Linked DNA regions of Mus musculus: region 2 is linked to region 1. The links are chromatin loops, found by intact Hi-C in ENCODE. Cell type or tissue: heart. All regions are shown on one strand. Links, peaks and the distances in the headings refer to the core of each region. The heading gives the core; the rest is flanking DNA. Region 1 has its middle 34 kb from the start of T. Region 2 overlaps Pde10a (phosphodiesterase 10A).

What was found. Hi-C counts contacts between places; a loop is a spot of excess contacts. Peaks named below come from ENCODE experiments on the same cell type or tissue, not always from the same donor. Only the 100,000 strongest peaks of a DNase experiment are listed, where the experiment ranks them.
Region 2: it touches region 1 in a loop (2.6-fold over the local background); 8 of 42 quality-filtered maps call a loop at or near these places.

Annotation. Positions count from the first base shown.
Region 1 is chr17:8,462,936-8,474,411 of GRCm38, reverse strand. No RefSeq gene overlaps it. Among named protein-coding and RNA genes, the nearest start is that of T, 34 kb to the right of the region's middle. In heart, for the core only: a CTCF peak has its summit at 5,517 (motif pointing left); a DNase peak (open chromatin) is centred at 5,531; H3K27me3 peaks cover 6,110 bases.
Region 2 is chr17:8,941,249-8,949,248 of GRCm38, reverse strand. It overlaps Pde10a (phosphodiesterase 10A), which reads right to left. Exons shown (of 22, transcript NM_011866.2): 6 at 7,968-8,000; 7 at 6,222-6,377; 8 at 4,829-4,879; 9 at 4,255-4,313; 10 at 2,402-2,453. Among named protein-coding and RNA genes, the nearest start is that of 1700010I14Rik, 43 kb to the left of the region's middle. In heart, for the core only: no CTCF peak of the experiment used is centred there; no DNase peak of the experiment used is centred there; H3K27ac peaks cover 267 bases; H3K27me3 peaks cover 3,756 bases.

The sequences.
Region 1 (11,476 bases), core at 1,409-9,408:
ACTATCTTGCCAAAAGCAATCTACAGATTCAATGCAATCCCCATCAAAATCCCAACTCAATTCTTCACAGAGTTAGAAAGGGCAATCTGCAAATTCATCTGGAATAACAAAAAACCTAGGATAGCAAAAACTCTTCTCAAGGATAAAAAAACCTCCAGTGGAATCACCATGCCTGACCTAAAGCTGTACTACAGAGCAAGTCCCACTTTTAATCCTGACATCTAACAAGTCCCACTTTTAATCCTGACATCTAACAAGTCCCACTTTTAATCCTAGCATCTAACAAGTCTTTCTGTTGATCACTGTCTTCTAGCCCACCAGTCCATCTCTTTTCTTTTTTTATAGGATATTTTCTTTATTTACATTTCAAATGTTCTCCCCTATCCTGCCCTCCCTCCTCCTGCTTCTGTGAGGGTGTGCCCCCACCCACCAACCCACTCCCTCCTCCTGCTTCTATAAGGGTATGCCCCCACCCACGCACCCATTCCCTCCTCCTCCTCAAATTTCCCTACACTAGGGCATCGAGACTTCACAGGACCAAGGGCCTCTTCTCCCATTGATAGCTGACGAGGCCATCCTCTGCTACACATGTGGCTGGAGCCATGGGTCCCTCCATGTGTACTCCTTGCTTGATGGTTAGACCCTGGGAGCTCTGGTTGGCTGATATTGTTGTTCTTCCTATGGGGTTGCAAATTCCTTCTGCTCCTTCAGTCCTTTCTCTAACTCCTCCATTGAGGACCCTGTGATCAGTTCGATGGTTGGCTGCGAGCATCCGCCTCTGTATATGTCAGGCTCTGGCAGAGCCTCTCAGGAGACATCAGTGCTCTTAACCACTGAGCCATCCCTCCAGCCCATCTCTTTTCTTTCCTGGAAGCCGTTCAGAAATGCCCTGATTTCCACACCATGGCTGTCCTGTCTGTGGAAGACTTGCAAGCCCTTTCCTGGCTCCTTTGGATCATCGCCTGCTGTCTCTTACAGGACACTTCGCCAGTCTCTAAAATGCACCAAATCATTTTCTTAACCGGAGGCACCGTCCTCTGTCTGCAACCCTTTTATCTAAACTGCCTATAAGAGCCATCTTCTCAGCGTTACACACCAGCAGGAAGTTCATCTCGGGCCCTGTCACACTGTCTTAGACACTCACCCATCTGGGGACATTCAGTGAAGACTAAGCTCAGATCAACTCAGTGAACACCGTCCCCAGCTTCCAGCACGATGCCTCATGCATATGGGGAGAGCTTAACAAATACTTAAGAGAGTGGAGGAAAATCTTTATCTTTGACAATAAGAATTGCACTTCATAGGATAAAACAAATCAAATTAAGCAGTGTCCAGGAATAATTATGAAACTGCTGAGGGGAAGTCTATGTATATTTTACTTATTATGCATATAGTCATAGATCTTAATATATCATAGATTGATCCTGATGGCAAAAACCATTGATATCTGTTTACAAAGCCTGCATGTGCATTTTTAAATCATCAACAAGTTTACTTGAAATGAAGTAATACCATTTGTATAGAAGCGTGTTTTTACTCATCCAGTGCTGCATTTAACCATCTACGCTAAGATCAGTCAGAGTGTTTCCAGCCCCAGGTAACAATAACAAAAACCTATGATCAAAATTATAGCAAGTTCGCCACAAAGGATAGCGTGATCTGAGGGGACTCAAAATAGAACATAATGAAGAAATTAATAATTTCAAGTCACAAGAATCCCAGAGTTATACTGTACCTCAGAGTTGGTAAATAGCTTTCTGGGGACGTTATCTGAGACTCGAAGAGTCTGCCTGTTCTCTCTCCTTTAACTGAGACTCTCTCCTTAACCAAACATCCATCCGCACCTTCTTACCTGGTGTTGAAGACAAAGATGGTAGCCGTGGAGGTAGAAGAAGGTAGAGTGCTTTAATATGGACTTACTGAAGAAAGGACAAGGGAGGAACCCAGCTTGGATGCCCGGCTTGCAGTAAAAGGTTCTGACATGCTCTGAAGCACTGTATAAACAGCACTAAAAAGGAAGAGTCGAGCATTCTATTTTAAGGATCTGGAGAGATGGCTCAGTGGTTAAAAGTACTGAGTGATCTTGCAGAGAACCTGCCACCACCAGTTTCTAATACCCACATGGCAGCCACAACCACCTGTAGTGCCAGTTCTGTGTGGTCCAACACCCTTTACTGGCCTCTGCAGGCATCTGCATGCATCTGGTACATCCAAATACAAATTTAAAAAAAAGTAGATAAATCTTTTTTTTTTTTAACTTAAAAATAATTCTATTTCAGGATGCCAGATCGATGGCTGAGTAGAGATGCCTGGGACATTTCCCTCCAAACCAAGGACCCAGACAGAAAAACAGCAGCTGGGGTGTCCACGGAAGAATCCAGAGGTGCAGAAGGGATGTGGCAGCCATGTCAGAGAGCACAGAGATGTGTAATTGACCTGACATAGAAGGGCTCAAAGCCTCTGTCCTTCCATCTGTCTAGGTCAGCCCCAAAGCAGTGTCACAAGAGAATGCAGGAGAGCATAGCTGCACGCCCTCATGGCGTGGTCAGCTAGAGCACTGGCTACCCAAAAGTCATTAGCCCTCCCTGTCTGAGCTCAGCAGGAGGATCTGCTGAGGTACTGCACTCTATTTCCTGGAAGAAAAACCCTACGACATACTATACCTTTCCCCACTCAGGTGCCTACAACACAGACCCATCTGATGTTCAGCCCCTAGCATCCCTGACACAGTCAAGCCGTGGCTACACAAACAGCTCAGCTAGCACCGCTCTGAGAACTATCCGGATCACCTGCCTACCCTCCCAAAGACTCGTGAGCATCCGGACAACCTACCTGGATCCTCTTGATACAGTGTCTCCTGTGAAAATTGGGTGGCTGCTCCCACCCTCTTGCTGCCCTAGAAAGCAGTGGGATGGAACCACCAACCCTCCTGAGACCTGAAGAAGCATCAGAAATACTGTTCTCAGAAACCTAGAGCCACCAAAGCTCCGTGGCCATGCCAAGCTCCCCGACACAAGCCCTCAAGAGCAGCCTTGCAACCTATTTGGACCTTGGAAACTGGCAGGAACTCCATGCCCGCAGCTGAGCACAGTTCTCAAAGCCACCAATAAGCCTGACCCACCTAAGAAAACTGCCTCCCAGTGAAACCCCACTGAGTCAGACACTGCTAATGCAGAAAAAGCTGCTACACTAAGTGTCCCCCCTGAAAGCAAAAGCCAACCCATCGTATCCAAACCAGCTTCTAAGGATACTTAACCAGGAGAGTGTCATTTACTAGGAAAGTCTTTCTAGGACATTGGCAGCTGATCCAAATGTGCAAGGGTCACCATAAAGACAGGAAAAGAATGAAAGTCCAAAAGGTACAATAACCCCATAATAATACCCCTCAGAGGAAAGAAGCTGTTGAACTACCTGACAAAGAATTCAAGATAATTAATTTTAAGAAATGGAAAGGGGGTGGGAGAGATGGCTCAGTGGCTAAGAGCACTGACTGTTCTTCCAGAGGTCCTGAGTGCAATTCCCAGAAACCGCAGGATGGCTCACAACCATCTGTAATGGGCATCTGTAATGCCCTCTTCTGGTGTGTCTGAAGACAGTAACAGTGTACTCATATAAATAAACAAACAAACAAACTTTTGAAGGAAGAGAGAGAGAGAGAGAGAAATTGAGAGAAAGAGAAATGATAACAGAGACCATTAAAGAAGAATTAAACAGAAATCTTGGAGCTGAAGAAGTCAATAAATAATCCTAAACCGGGTGGTGGTGGCGCACGCCTTTAATCCCAGCACTTGGGTGGCAGAAGCAGGCGGATTTCTGAGTTCGAGGACAGCCTGGTCTACAGAGTGAGTTCCAGGACAGCCAGAGCTACACAAGAGAAACCCTGTCTCGAAAAACAAAACGAAACAAAAAAATCCTAAATACTCTTATGAGCCTTGGAAAATTGTACATAACTATCTAGCAAAAATTATTTAAGGAAAAAAATTAAGAATATCTATGAGAGTTATGGAGCATGGTCAAAAGGACACATTTATCAGTGTATACTGGGCCAGAGCCATAAGACAAGAGAAAGGAAGTGATCTGGATAGTAAGGGTTTATAAAAATAAGCAATCGTGTCTATAAAAACTAAAAAACAAATAATTAAAATTTGACCTACAAATTTAAGAAGGTTATTGGACATAAAAGTCAGCATGCGGATTAAGAGGTTTTTATATCCCGGTAACAACACTGAGAAAAGCATTCAGAGAGCAATCTCATTCATAATGGTGGCAGGAAGTATTAAACTACCTGGAGAGAAATATAATCCAGGAGTGGATGGCCCTTATAGTGCAACTTACCCAATACAGACAAAAGAAATTAAAAAGGGCACCAAAAACCAAAAAAAGACACAATGTGTTAGTAAGTTGACGAGTTAATTAATTTTTACAGTAACTTATTTGTTTTTATTTTATGTGCATTGTCTATACATATGTCTGCAGAGGATCTCCTGGAACTCAAGTTACAGACCGTTGTGAGCCACCCTGTGGTTGCTGGGAATTGAACTCAGGACCTCTGGAAGAGCAGTCAGAGTTCTTAACCACTGAGCCATCTCTCCAGCCCTGTGTTAATATTCTTAAAATACCCTAAATGTCCTTTTCATATGTGTTTGTTCTTGTGAAGTAGGGCGACTTGTAGGTGTCCTGGAGGTCACTGTGTAGTCCAGGCTAGCCTCATCATCTGGAGGCTAGTCCCAACACCTAACCAGTCTTTCCACGCTGGTAGCTGTCTCCTGGTCCCACCAGTCACTCTCATGTTGCTTGGAGGAATGTGTTTTTATGGCTGACCACTTGGTGTTGGAAAACTAGTTAAGGGGTGACCATCCCTTGAAAAGACGGATTATGCAGACGGTTTTTTAATATGATCCCAAGACACAGACAGCAAAAGCAAAAGTTGAAAACCAAACTCTAAAGCTCTGTACAAGAAAAGGTTCAACACACAGACTACAGAGACATTCACAGAAGACGAAAACCTCTCTGTACTGTCGGCCTGGCTGTGAATCCGCAGATCTCAACAGCGCGACGGCAAAACACAAGGGATCTGACTCAAAATGCACAGTCGTTAAAAAGCGGAAGAGCTCCAAACTTGATAATCTTCCTCTGAATCCCTCTGACCAACCAGCCTCAAGTTCTAGTGGAAACTGAGCTGGGTTGGCTCTTGAATCTGAGTTCCCCTCAGTGGGTACTGGGGTCCCAGACAGTCTCAACAGGGTAAGCCCGGTTTCTCTCTGTATCCCAGCTCAGACCTGACCCTGCAGTCCCTTACACCTCCTGCAAAGCCTCCGGGCTGGATAGCAATCTCCGTGTCCTCACAGCGGAGACTTGTCAATTCCAGCTATGGCCTTCTAGTCCTGCCCTGCAGTTCATCAGTCATGATGTTGCTATCTAGCGCAGCATCTTCCTCTATTGCCTTAGCTAGGCTCTGCTGTGGCTCCAGCCTCATCCACAGGACGCGGGCCTGCAGAGCATCCTGAGGCGCCCTCTGGTGGCTTCTTCCGAAATGTCGCTCCATCCCCATTGGACTGAGGTCTGAGACAGCTGATAAACGTGCCTCCCTCGAGGGATCAATAACACTGATCCCAGGGAATCCAGCAGCTCAGCCCGTCTGAAAAAGCGATCGGGAAGCCCGGGAGGGTGGTTCTCACCAACGCAGCACAAAGTCCCTACCAGATATCTGTAACCTAGGGCTAGGACTCCTGGAGCAAGGGCCTCCTGGTCCTGGTTGGGTATCCAGTCGCCTCTACTCCATCCTTTTGTGGAACCCCATTTCTACCAAGACTCCCGCTGCTCTTCCAGCAGGTGGGCTCTTCTTCACAACACAGGACTGGGGTGGAAGAAAGCCAGCTGTCTCCTGATAAAGCCCTGGGGCTCAACCTTTGGTTTATCATTTATTTTGCTTTGAGACAAGATAAACCCAAGCTAGCCTCTAACTCAAGGCAATCCTCCTGCCTCTCCCTCCTTGGTTCTGAGCTAACAGATATGTACCACCACCCTGGCCAGGTTTTAAATCTTCCCAAAGAGGGAAAGCTGGGCCTGTTTTTTCCAGTTGGGAACACAGCTCTCCTCTCCCTCTTTCCCCTGCCCCCACCCCGAAGCAGAATACCCCTTGTGAAGCCGGACAGAAGGATGAACCTTTTCACAAATGTAATCATTAATTATCCATAAGTTTCAGCCAGGCAGACAGTTCAGTCAGTAAGGCACTTGCCCTACAAACATGGTGACCTGAGTTCAAACCCCCAGAACCAATACAAAAAACCTGCTGAGCACAGCTGTGTGCATCTGCAATCCTAACACCAGGGACATACAGCCAGGAGGACATGTGCTCTCAGGACAGCCTGTCCAGCCCAGTCAATGAAGCTCCTGCTTCAGCAAGGGTTTGGGACTATCCGTCAAAGGAAGGATGCACAGAGTGTTAGCAACATCCTGGAATGAATGGGAAACAAGAAATGACTTCTATCCATGTCTACCCACCCAGGTGGTAATCTACCAGGGCACCTGTCGCACATCGGGGACAGAGGCTGCTCTCCTCAATGCTTGTTCAGTGTCTGTGAAGAAGGCCACCCATGAGATGTATTCACAGACCCATACAGGTGCAGAGAGAGCTGGGGAAAGAAGTTTGCTGAGGAGTTAACAAGTTAATTTTAACTTCTTCGTCTCATTTGAATTTTCACATAGATACATAATTCGAATAAGTTGCTTTATATTACTTTAAAACAAAGTGATTAAGTACAATTTTTATGAAGTATCTCCTCAGAGCATAGCAGCTGGGGAAAGTCCTACTGAAAACTGGAGGAATGGCTAGCTACCTCAGGGAGTACAGGCCACAGGCTACCTTCTCCCAGAAGAAACCAGCGAGAAATAAACCAAGAAAACACAGCCGGAGAAACAAGGCACTGGGGTTCTGTAAGGATCCACAGGTCAACTAGACCTGTGGCGCTTGCCAGCACTAGAGAGGACAAGCCAGGCAAATCTCTATGAATTCAAAGCCAGCCTGGTCTACATAGTGAGTTCCAGGCTGCCAGAGCTCCAGGGAGACTCTGTCTCCTAACAAGAGAAAGAGAGGAGAGAGAGAGAGAGAGAGAGAGAGAGAGAGAGAGAGAGAGAGAGATCTATCCTCAGGGTCCTCGAAGCCCCCAGCTCCTCTTCAGTGCCCTGCTGTCCCAGCTCTGGATGAGGTCGCCCCCACTCTGAGATACTGTATCTACCCTATCCTCTGCTCCATACCACCACAGTGAAAACCTGGGATCTCTGTGATGTGATTGACAGGCCCCGGCCCCGCCCACTGGACTCAGCAGCCTAAGCCTGTGCTTCACTTCACATGGTCCACCCTCTCTCTCCCTGATCACCTGGCGAGGTGTTCACAGGTAGGACCTAAGTGAGCAGAGGAATGTGCCTGTGGTAAGCCCGATTTACAGCACCAGCATCAGGCTGTTTCTTACCCTCGGATCTGAGCCATGGCTTTGAAGCAATGAACTGATGTTTCCTGGTCAGGCACTTAGCTGTGATCCTACCTCAAAGATGGGCGGAAAGGCCGGGACTGCGCATGAGCAGTCATCGTGAGACAGTTGAGCTTGTCTAGGTGGCTGGAAGGCTGGCATGGCAGTGTGATCTGACAAGGTACTGTGGTTTCAGTTGGCAAGCCCCTAGCAAACCTCAGCAGCTTTCAAAGCTGTACAGAAAGACAGAAAAGCAAACAGAGTCAGCGGCCTGTGCGTGGTCCCAGGCCTCTGGGTCTACAGGATACCAGCCCATTGCTGAGACATGCAGGGGCTTCTCAGGCCTGTGGTCAATGCCATGAGGAAAGAACAGAATCTCCACTTTTATCACTTCCCAGATGCAGAGGCAAAGGATCTATGGAAAGCTCTAGAAGAAAAGATGCCAGGTGGCTGGAAGACAGAAAACAAGACAATCAGAAACATTTGAGGGCAGGATGAGACAGCATACAGCTAATAGTAGTAAAATGTCTCTCCTCCTCCTCCTCCTCCTCCTCCTCCTCCTCCTCCTCCTCCTCCTCCTCCCCCTCTCCCTCCCCCTCCCCACCCTGTCCTCTGAGTCTCTTTCTGTCTCTCTCTGTCTGTCTCTGTCTGTCTGTCTGTCTCTGTCTCTCTCTCTCTCTCTCTGTCTCTGTCTCCTCTCATATGCTTTGGTTGAGATAAGCTTTACCCTGTAGCCCATGCTGGTCACCTACTTGAAATCCTCCTGCCTCAGCTTCTCTAGTGCTGGAGTTACCCTAATGATCTCCCTGACATTACGTACGTGATCCCTGATATTTATTACGGGAGTGATCTCTGACATTCTTTTTCCCCCTAGGAACACTTTATATCTGTCTAGCATGTGTGAGACAGCTTCACACCGGTGACAGGAAAATTTTTCTATTTTCTTTATTTTCTGAGGGATTTACAATGAGCCTGTCACATGGCTTCTTTCACACAGCTGAATGTGCCCTTAAGTTCATCATGTCTTAACAGTGGAGCACAGTTGCCCACAGTGTGGGGTCGCATTAACAGAGCAGTGTGTGTCAGACCCAGAAGCCAGAATCCCCTGTCTCACTGCTCTTGTGGGACTCGTCAATTTTCATTCTGTTTGTTTGTTTGTTTGTTTTGGGGGGTGTTTTGTTTTGTTTTGTTTTGTTTTTGAGACAGGGTTTTTCTGTGTAGCCCTGGCTTTCCTGGAACTCACTTTGTAGACCAGGCTGGCCTCAAACTCAGAAATCCGCCTACCTCTGCCTCCCACGTGCTGGGATTAAAGGCGTGCACCACCGCCGCTGCCACCACCACCCGGCTGTCAATTTTAATTCTTAAAACAACTCTGAGAGCAAGTGCTGCCCCTGCCTGGAGAGAGCCGGGCCCCTGCCTGGAGAGAGCCGAGCACAGCATATTTTGTAGCCCCAGGAAACCATTATCCTAGCTGTGCAGAATAACCACCCTGTGTGCCATTGTGTGGGGAGACCATCCAAGAGTGATGTGCTGGAGTGGGCACACATGCAGTAAGTATCCAGTGATGTGGGTGATCTCGCCTTCACATCTGTGTTGCTGAGCCGCAAAGGCTCCATACAGGTTTGGCTTTGTTTAAATCTCAAGTCCCTCCCTGCCCATTTGTCCAGCCATGGTAACATCACAGATAGTCATACTATTTACAGTTTGAGCTTTCCACTACTGACGCTGATTTTCTTCCTTGTCAATTTTCCTTGACTTGGGATCACCCGGGCTGGAGGTGGGGTTGTCTATGAGGTATTTCCAGAGAGGTTTAACTGTAGAGGGAAGATCTACTCTGAGTGTGAATGGTACCATCCCACGGGCTATGGTACTAGCCTGACTGTGGACCCTGTGAAACCAGCCGCCCCATGCTCCTGCTGCTGTTCTGACTCCCTCACAACGGTGTGTTGCTCCATTAGACTGGGGTCAAACCAAACCGGTCCTTCCTAAAGTCTCTTTTGTCAGGGGTTCTGCCACAGCAATGCACCGCCAAAGACATCGGCACAGGTTCTGAGGGAGCAGTGTTCCCTTCCCGCCTGCCTCTGCTCCTTCCATGCCCATACTTCTGTTAGAACTGGCCCACCATCTGACACCAGTCTGAGTCCAGCTCTCCTTGGCCTCCTGCAGTCTGGCTTTAAGTCTTCCAGTGGGAATGAGATAGAGGTATCCTGGTGACAGGTGTCAATCTTGCACCCCTACAACTCTGATGGCATGGAGCACCTCTGGGCAGCCCAGCTCTCAGTCCTCCCCTGCAGACTCCCTGCTCCTGGTCCTGTTCTGATTAAAGTCATTCTTCCACCAGACTCCCCGGGGCTTCTCCCTACTCTGACAATCTCAATCTCTTAGAAATCAAGAGAATTCCACGGTATTCTGAATTCCTCTGAATTCGTCTTGGGTAGCCACCGTCTAGGGTTTGGTCTTGACCCTGGGAGCCGATGACCCACAGGACTCTGGCAGTTCCCCCACACAGAGGGCAGCACAGCTCTACCCAGACGGGACATGCCAGAGTTCTTACCCCTCTCTTCTAGGCTGACCTCCTGTAGCTTTCCCCAGTCACAAAGCACATCCCCCCAAGGTTCCTCACCACCATCCCAACCAAGGCTCTGACCACTCCTCTCTCCCCCATATCCTCACAACAGAGGTTTCTTCTCTTCAGACAGCAGCAAGACATACTTCCCTCAAGGCAGCTCCCAGAATCCTCTCCTGCCATTCATTCCCATCATCACCTACCAGAGACTCCGCTCTGTCTGCTCACCTCCAAGGCTCTGTAAAGAACTCAATCCAGGTCCCTGCCAGACAAGTTGGTCTCTAGAATGCATAGTTGTGGGGTTAGAGAGATGCTGGCCCAGCAGTGAATAGCACTCGCTGCCCTTGCAGAAGACACAGATCCACTTCCCATTACCTACCTTACAACCATTGGTACCTTTAACTCCACGGGATCCAATGCCCTCCTGACCTCTGAGGCATAGGCATGCACATGGTGCATATACATACATGTGGACAAAACACATACATAAAATAAATAGAGAATGCCTGATCGTGTCCTCAGGATATTCTGCAGTATCCCTTCCTTCCTGCTCAGGTTTCCCAGAAGTCTACCTGGCACACCACAATGGCTGAGAGTATTAGCCCAACTAGACGAGCCAGCAGCCATCACACTCCAAAGACTAAAATTATTAGCAAGACAAAGCCCTGAAGGGCATGACGCTTCACAAGACAGGCTCACCATCGCCATCGTGTGGCCATATGAACTTCTGCAGCTTTGGGCCGGCTGTACTGTATTTAACCTGGGAACAGAAGTTTCTGATAAGCAGCCTCTCGATACTACTGCAACACACAAGATCCAGACTCTGGTTTTGTTGCCAGGCAGACTGAGATGTTTTGTAACTCCTTATCTCATGTGCACCTGCAGTATTTAAAGGAACTCCCAGGTGTCTCTGTGTTGTGGATGCCTGCTCAGTCCGCTGAGGTCTTAATTTTCTACGATGTCCATCTCGGAGCTGTAGGAACATTCTATTTCCCCACCTTCCTCCCCTAGCTGTCACTTAAGTTTACTCTCCCGACTGTCTCCCGGGCCTACCCGCTGAGTTCGTAACTTCGGTTCCACCCGTTTATATTCCAGATCTACATCTTCATTTTGGGACTAGCTGAAGCCTTGTGCACACAGCCTCAGCCTCCTGAATGCTGGGTTACAAATGTGTGCCACCACATCAGGTTTACACACAACTTTTTTTTTAATTGAGACTTATTTCCTGTACAGAAAATATGGGCTTCATGAGTCCATTCTATACCACATATCAGATGTAACAGTTTTCTGGTGGAGTATTTGGGGGGGGGGGAATGGAAGGTCCCCCCCTCCATTATAGAATCATATCACCAGCAACTAATGATACCTTATCTTTTCCTTTCCTGTTTGTATCTCTCATTTCTTTCTCTTGCCGCCCCCCCCCCCCGGACTTTATAAGAGA
Region 2 (8,000 bases), core at 1-8,000, 480 kb before region 1:
CTGTGAATAGGGTACACGGATTATGAAGCACAGTGGAATTCACGTGTACGTCTGTCTACGTGCTGATCCCAGCATATGGCACCTAGGACACTTCATGAGCACCCATGTCCCTGCTCATCTTGAAATACTAGAGCACTTCCTAGGAGCTGCCGACCAGCTAGCGGCCTCCCTTCCTGAGAATCCTCAAGCGCTCTGAGCTCCTTTGCCTATCAGGATGCTCCTGGCGCCCTGATTTGTCTATCAGCCGTGGCCAACACCCACTCAGCCTGCTGGATGTCTGTGAACAGTGACTATAAGAGATATGAGATTCTCCACGCCTTTAATCTCCACATTCTGAAGGCAGGGGCAGATGGAGCTCTGGTTTCTGGCCCAGCCAGGGCTACACAGTGAGCCATTGACTAAACATTAAACGCATGAGACAGGGGCTGGCCAGCACAAAGCGATGGCTCTCCAAGCTCAAGAGCAGGAAAGCTCCTCTCCTCTTCTTGCCTCTCAGCCTTTCCTACCTCAGGCTTTAGTAGTGGAAGACGGGCCCGTAGAGATCAGAGTCTCGGGACACTGGCAGGCAGGGCCCTTGAGGTTGAGAAACCACGCAAAGCTTGGTCTAAGAGCTGAGGGTGTCATTCGGTCGAGGTCGCAAGAGCACTGCCAAGCACGCCTAGGCTGAGTCCTAAATAGACACTGCTCTTGTGAGGGAGGCCAGGCTGGCTAGTGTGCCTCACTTGTTCCAATTATTTTTACTGGCAGTCCACTCTCCACCTACAGAGTGGCTTCAAAAACACCCAAGGCAAGTAGGTGTGTCACTACGTTTATCCCAGCTAAGAAGAATTACAGGTCTGTTTCTATCTATTTCCCCTTTAAGGATCCGTGAGTGTTAGTCTGTGCACACATATGAGAGTGACCGCTGAGGCATCAGAGTGACCACTGAGGCCGGAAGAATGCTGGATCCCTTTGAGCTGGGGTCACAGACAGTTGTGAGCCACCAGATGTGTGTGTTGAAAACCATACTCCGAGAGCAGCATGTGACCTTAACTACCAAGGCATCTCACCAGCCCCTCATTCTTACCGATTCATCTTTCTTTACACTTCGACATTTTGGTTGTTGTCATCTCTAGCTTGTTTCCCGGGAGTCTTTTGTAAGTATCCCTCCCACTCATACCCATCCTAACCTTTATTTCCTATTGCTTCTAATCTTCATGTCTGCATGCTTTCCCTCCCATTCATATTCAGTCCCCCTTCTCCTTTCTCCAGTCTGTTCTCTTCCCACTTTGTAACTGTGAATATCACTCCACAGTGCCATCGGCCACATTTCTGCTGTCAGCAATCGTGTGCCTTATGCTATGCGCAGCACTTGGTCAGGGCCCTCAGCCTCCCATAAACAGTACTGGAGAATAGGACACTCAAGTGAAGACAATGCATTGGGAAGACTCGTGTAAGATAAAACAAACAGGAAACATTGGGAAAAGAAGGCCTGGAGGGATTGGGGGGGGGGGGGGACGGGACATAAAAGCAAAGAGAAACTGAAAAATGATAAAACAAGCCACTGCACCTCCCCAGTGTGCAGACAGAAGGTAACAGGGTGGCCGAAACGCTTGGGAGATATTTTAGGGTTTACTTCCAAAAGCCATCCGTAATTCGATGTGGGGCTCAAATAACCAGCTGATCAAAGGGAGGTGACTTGGGTGGGACAAGGAACTCACCAAGTGAGTGAAAGGTGAGTGACCTGTAGGACAGAGTCACAGAAGGCAAACTCAATAAGGAAGCAGGTTCCCGGGAAGAACACAGCATAGAAATAGGAGTTAGCCACCAAACAAATGGTGGAGCGTGGATTCATAGACGGGGAAGTGTGAAAGGGGGCAGCGAAGGGTGGGGGCTGGGTGGACAGACACAGCTAGCAAACCTCAGACACAACTGAGTGACTGAGCATGGCTGAGAACTCTGGGATATGCAGAAGAGGCTGGACCCGAGAGCCCATGTGCTGGAAGGAGAGATGAGACAGGAAATCTCCAGACACAGACGGTGCAGCCACTAAAGTTACCATGGAGAATTTCGCAGGGCATCTGCTTCCAGGACAGGGATGCTGAAACGCAACTCAAGTAGATGGAATTTTAGCATCAGCATCCAGTGAGGCTCGCTAACATGACATATATGGGAAGTGCCTTGGAGAGCAGGAAGCCGAAACCAAGCTTTCCCCAAGTACAGCTGTTTAAACAAGTCTGTTCTGACGCCCTCCCCAGATCACAGGGGTTGGTGAAGGAAGGCCAGGGGGATCTCAGAGCACCATAGTTCATATAAATTAATAGAGTGTATTCTCCTAGTACATACAAATGTCACACCATGAATGAAGACCAAGGAATTAGGGTTTAAAGAAAATCACGGTCAAAACCAAAAAAAGACCTACCATGATGTGTTCAAGTAGAGAGTCTATGGCAACTATGTTATCAAAGTATGTCCTGGAAAAGAAAATATAAAAGATGAATCCCAGGAGTAACCTTATTGCTGTCACAGTGCATGTTAAACTCCAAACACATTATATGGGCTCCAAGTGTAAATAAACAGATATGCATGTAATTTGATATTTTTTGTCTTCTTTCAGAAGCAATAAACATTAATTTAAAAAAAAAATCAGTGAACCATTATCATTGCCTTAGTACAGACTAAGTCAAGTAGAGTCATCCAGTAATTATGGTATTGCTCAGTTGAAAGGTGGGGGAAAGGCTGCAATGAGAGTTACCTGGAATTTGATTCAGGTCAACCAAACCTAACGTTCTCATGAGCCGTCTCAAGGCGGGGGAGGGGGGCAGGGGGGACGACTTTACATTTATTAAATCCACCAATACGGTTAGGATACACATGGTCTCTGGGGGCGTGGGGGGGGGATGGAGAAAGTAGAGGCTAAACCATACCAAGGCATCAGAATTGACCAGAAATGAAACACCATACTGTAAGTAGTCAGGACTAGTGACCTGCGTTGCTTTATTTAACTAAAGTAAAACCCAGGGTCGGTAGCAAGAGTGCACTGTGGAGGCGGGGAGATATCTGCTAGGATGTTTTGAATCCCAGAGATTCCCTGATAGCTGGCCACCGCAGGACTCATCAGAGAGCACAGGCGATGGGTTCTGCTGGCTCTGTGAGGGTTTCAGCCCTGCTCTGAAATTAGCCTGGCATACAATGATCCCACAGTATAGTCTCCTTCACTTGAGGGCAGTGAGGTCAATGCTTCTCTGCATTGTGAGCTCAGTGCTTCACAGAGAAGGCAGCTCTGGAGTGACCGAGCTTCCTACTGGAGCAGAAGGCAGAAAGAAGGTCATAGCGTGTCACACAGGCATTTAGGTGGCTTTGGGACACTTCCAAAATATGCAAATGTTCCCACTCTCTGGGCTCTGAAGTAGCTTCAGCAGGGTTCCCATCATTTTGACAAAGCTTAACTGTTTGAAAGTGGAGCTGACTGAGTGATGGTTAAAACTGCTTTGGCCACAGGCCTCTAATTTCAGATTCCAAAGAAGAGCTACAAAATGAGCCAGCAACTCACAGTCTGCGTGTTCTGCAGGGCTCCGTCCGGCATGTGCTGGCGAGGAGTTAGGAAGCACCACAGCAGGGCAAGAGCAGCCATGGCTGGCAACAGTGCTGCCGGAGGCTGTGTCCTAGCTCATCCCCTTCCCTGTCCCCTTGTCCTTGTCACCTTGCCCCTCCCCCGTCCCCAGCTTTCAGGAACTCTGGTAGGAGGGCGTGGCCTGGGTGACCATGTCTGGGACTTTAAGGTTTTGGTTATTAATGAGGTGGGTTGGTCCCCTGCTGTAGCAACCTGGAGTTTAATAAATATCTATAATGGCTTCCACTACTAGCCCAGGGGAGATGATCTAGACCAAGCTTCCAGGAAATGGAACTGTTTTCTCAAAATCACCTCTGAGACACTTTACACAGAAAGGCATTATTAACAATACTGTGCAAAGAGACATTGTTAGAAAAAGACAGAGCAAATGCACCCTGGGAAAAGGTAGAGAGATTAGAGGAGGTATGTTCTAAGAGGGTCTATTTACAAATTAAATGTCACATAAAGACAACCATGTACGCCTCTGTCACCTTTAACGTACAAGCTGGCTGTGGATAAAGATGCAATTCTATAATCCGCATGCGACTAGCGACTCTTCCCAGGATGTTGCCCATGCAGCGAATGGAGATGTGTCACCATCGAGACCTGCGCTTTATGCCCCGTTGTCACCAAACCCAGGAGATGCCCAGGCAAACACTTACTTTGATACGTCGAGTAGGAAGTCATTCAGTTCGGTCTGTTTGGCGAGACCTCTACACACCTGCCACATATACAATGGTTGTTAGTTATTCAAGAGCTCTGCTGGCTGGGACCCGAACCCAGAACACTGTTAACATGGGCACTATCACCCTCACTGCCAGAAAAGCGCAACAGGATAAACTGTGTTTGACAGAACCTTGTGTTTCTTATCTCACTGGAGAACGGCACAACTCTATGATCTGGGACAGATACATGGGCCTCCCTGACTAAGTTACACATCTACTCCTACTTCTAAACCTTGTCATCTAGCACATATGTCATGGGCCAAGGAGAATCTTCTACTCATAGCTCTACCCTGCAATTGCGCTTTTCTTCTTCTTGTGAAAAAATATAACCCCTATGTACTTGTGATAAGACTTAAGATGGTTTACAACTGAATGTAAGGGATCAAGTAGATAAAATGGTTCAGATATAATACAACATCCAAGACCAATGCCTGAGGTCCTTGCTAGCCTCACATCCAGCCCCCACTACCATTTGCCTTGGAATGTCCTCATAAGAACACCCCAGACTCACCTGCACCTGGTGTATTGCTACGGAAGCCCAAGCAAGATTGGCTGTTGCAACCTACAAAACATACACATGTGCATATCAAACAACCTTGATCTTGGGTCAGCAGGTTTGCACAGCAAGCCATCTGGCCAGTGTGCATCATCTTGTTTTAATATTAAACAATTATTTTTCAGTTTAGCAAAAATTGAAACTGAAAACGTCTCTAATTGCCTGTTCAGGCTGGTGGGGGATCCCTAAGAGGGGAAAATACCATGTGCACACCTCATGCATTCGAGGACTCAAGCTTATATTCCAATTGTGTTTTTACTTTTATTTCCATGTGTGTCATGTGTAGGCACATATATGCACATGTATGAAGGGCAGAGAATGATCAAAGAAATGTCTACCTACTTTGAGGCAATATCCCACCAGCCTAGAGTGCAGCCATTAGACTAGATTTGATGGACAGAGTCTCAGGGACCCACCTGTCTCTGCTCCCCAGGACTAGTGACTACAGAGACTTGCATTGCCACATTTGGCTTTTTAAAGGGGTTTTGGGAAACCCATTCTCATACTGCTCACTGAGCCGTCCTCCCCTTCCCATATTCCCCTCCTGTCACTGGTTTCCACATTGCATGTCTTTGCTGGGTACAAAGTGTTAGTTCTAGGTGAAGTCCCGGAGGAGAGAATAAGACCAAGGCTGGAGAGGAAGGAAGTGTCTCGTGCAATTGAAAGGACAGTGAATGGTGTATATGGCAGGACAGAAGGAAGGACCTGACAGGTTCCATGGCAGAAGTCACTCAAGGCACTAGGTGTGAGGTGACAGGGACTGCTCTCCAAGGCACTGGGAGGCAAGACTTCTTCCCAGGGGCCTGGGTGTGGAAGAAGTGAGGGACAGCCCAGGAAACTAGAAGTAGATCATTCAGAAATGGGGTGCAGCCAGACCCCTAGGGACCTGGTTCATCCAGCCAGCACAAGAAAGGTACCAGTGCTGGCAGTATGTGACTTCAGTGTTAATGAGTCAACTCCAATGCAGCCCATGAAGAGACAGCAGAGACTGGAGTGTTCATGTAACTTAGGAAGAAAGAACATCTACGGAAGACACGAGGCAACCAGGACTCCATCCTGTTGCTTGGCTGGATATGCACCAAAGCACATTTTTGTTGTTGTTGTTGTTGTTGTTAAGATATATTTATATAAGAAAAAGAAAAGCCAAAACTGTACTTCTGATTTAGCCATTCTTCTCTAAAAACAGCTGCTCAAGAGAACAGGTTTTTAAGAATGCTGCTGTTCACAGCCAGACACGGTCCGGCTGATAGTGACTTCGAGATCCATTCATGTTGTCACTTAACACTGGCGGGGACCACCAACGAAGGGAAGAGGACAGAAGGTGCAGAGAGCAGGGTCGGAGCCTCACCTCCTGATGGCTGAGGCAGAAGGCCTCTTTGCCCCAGTGCCTGTACAGTTCAAGGATGCCAATCAAGTCTCCAATGGCAGTGACAATGGGCAAGCAAAGAACAGACTGGATGCGGGTTCCTGATTCCAGGCCAGTACCTCGAGGAAATCGCTCATCCTGGAAATCAAGCAAGGAAAACCAGGAACTTCAGGGCCTCTCAGCGTTTGCATGCATACTCAGTGGATGCCAGTGTCATGTGACCGGAAGAACACTTATCAGCAAGTCTGGCACTGGCTCCCTCCTTCTCTGCTGGAACCGCCCCAGGCTTCCCAGGTGAACGCAGCAGAGAGAGCACAGGCAGACACACACATGAAGACAGGTGCACACAAACACGCCTTCTCTTCTGTTTTTAAAGTCATGCCAACCATTGCCTAAGTTGAACTTCAAGGGCCCACGCCATGTCCTAGAGGCAAACATTATCAGTTACTTAGCACCACAATGAAGATGGATTCAGCTTGAATGATTTTTCTATCTCAGCTAAAATTCCAGCAGGCCAGTACAGAGCAATGGGAAGGATTAATATCAAGACGGCAGTTCAATACGCTCAGATTCTACTATCTACAGGAAGCTAATGGGACATGTCAAACTCTCCCTGAATGGGGGGCAATATGAAAGTGTTCCTGTAGCTTTTAGCTTTTGAAAGCCTGCATTCAGAACTGAACGTTTTCAAATGAGAATCCACAGAGCATCTACTCTTGCTTGCTTCCTTCCTTCTCTTTCCTCACTGTGGATCCTTTCTTTCCTTCCTCCTTTCTTTCCTTCCTTTTTTCTTCCTTCCTTCCTTCCTTTACTCCAATAAAGCAATAGCAACTTTGTTCTAGGTAAATCATTGTCAGAAGAAGAAAAAGGAGGAGGTGCTGGAGGAGGAGGAAGAAGAGGAGGAGGAGAAGCCACATTTCAAGTCTCTATCAGTTCAGCAGTTTCCCAAAACAAATTCCCCCCACATATGTTATTGCCTTCATTTGTCCCCTGTGAAGCCAGCACCACCTGAAGTAACATTCATCAGACATTTGCCTAAACACTCTTGACAAACTGTGCTAAGGATGTCTGCCATCCCTCTTGGCAGCTGCATCTTTTCTGGTACCCTCTGACACCGAGGAGACCCAGTCTGGCCTCAGGCATGTTCACACAATTGCTATTCTGGCTAAGGGGAAGGCAGTGAGTTCGATGTCTACGGTGGGTTTTTAACTTTCCACTTCTCTTCTCATCAGACCCTACCACGCTGTCCTCACAGGTGGGGAGTGAGAAATGCCAGCAGGGTCACTGGAAACCAGCCATACCTAGCTCATGGCCAGCTGACATCTGTCTTCTATTACCCAGAAACCTACAGCCCACCTCAGCAGAATGGCCATCAATAGATGCCTGAGAACTGGGCACTGCAGGGAACCCTTCAGATGAGACGGTCAGTCCTGCATCAGTGCCAATGTGAGTTACCAAGAGGTGCCACACCATCTAATTTACGTGGATAGAAACTTCTTTTTTCTGTTTAACCAGGTGTTGAAATAAGGGCTCCATTTCCCAGGGAGCACCATGGGTGTAATTTTTCTGAATAAGAAGGTTAAACTCTAAGCCAATTCATTTATTGATCTGTATCTTCATTTAATGCTTTTATAATTAATCAGGAGACAACTTGAATGGCAAGACCAAAATGATGTATATCATCTCTCTTAATTAAGTCCTCAGACCGCCAGGGTCAAAGTGCCTTACCCCAAGGATATCCTCTACCAACAACGTCTTCCT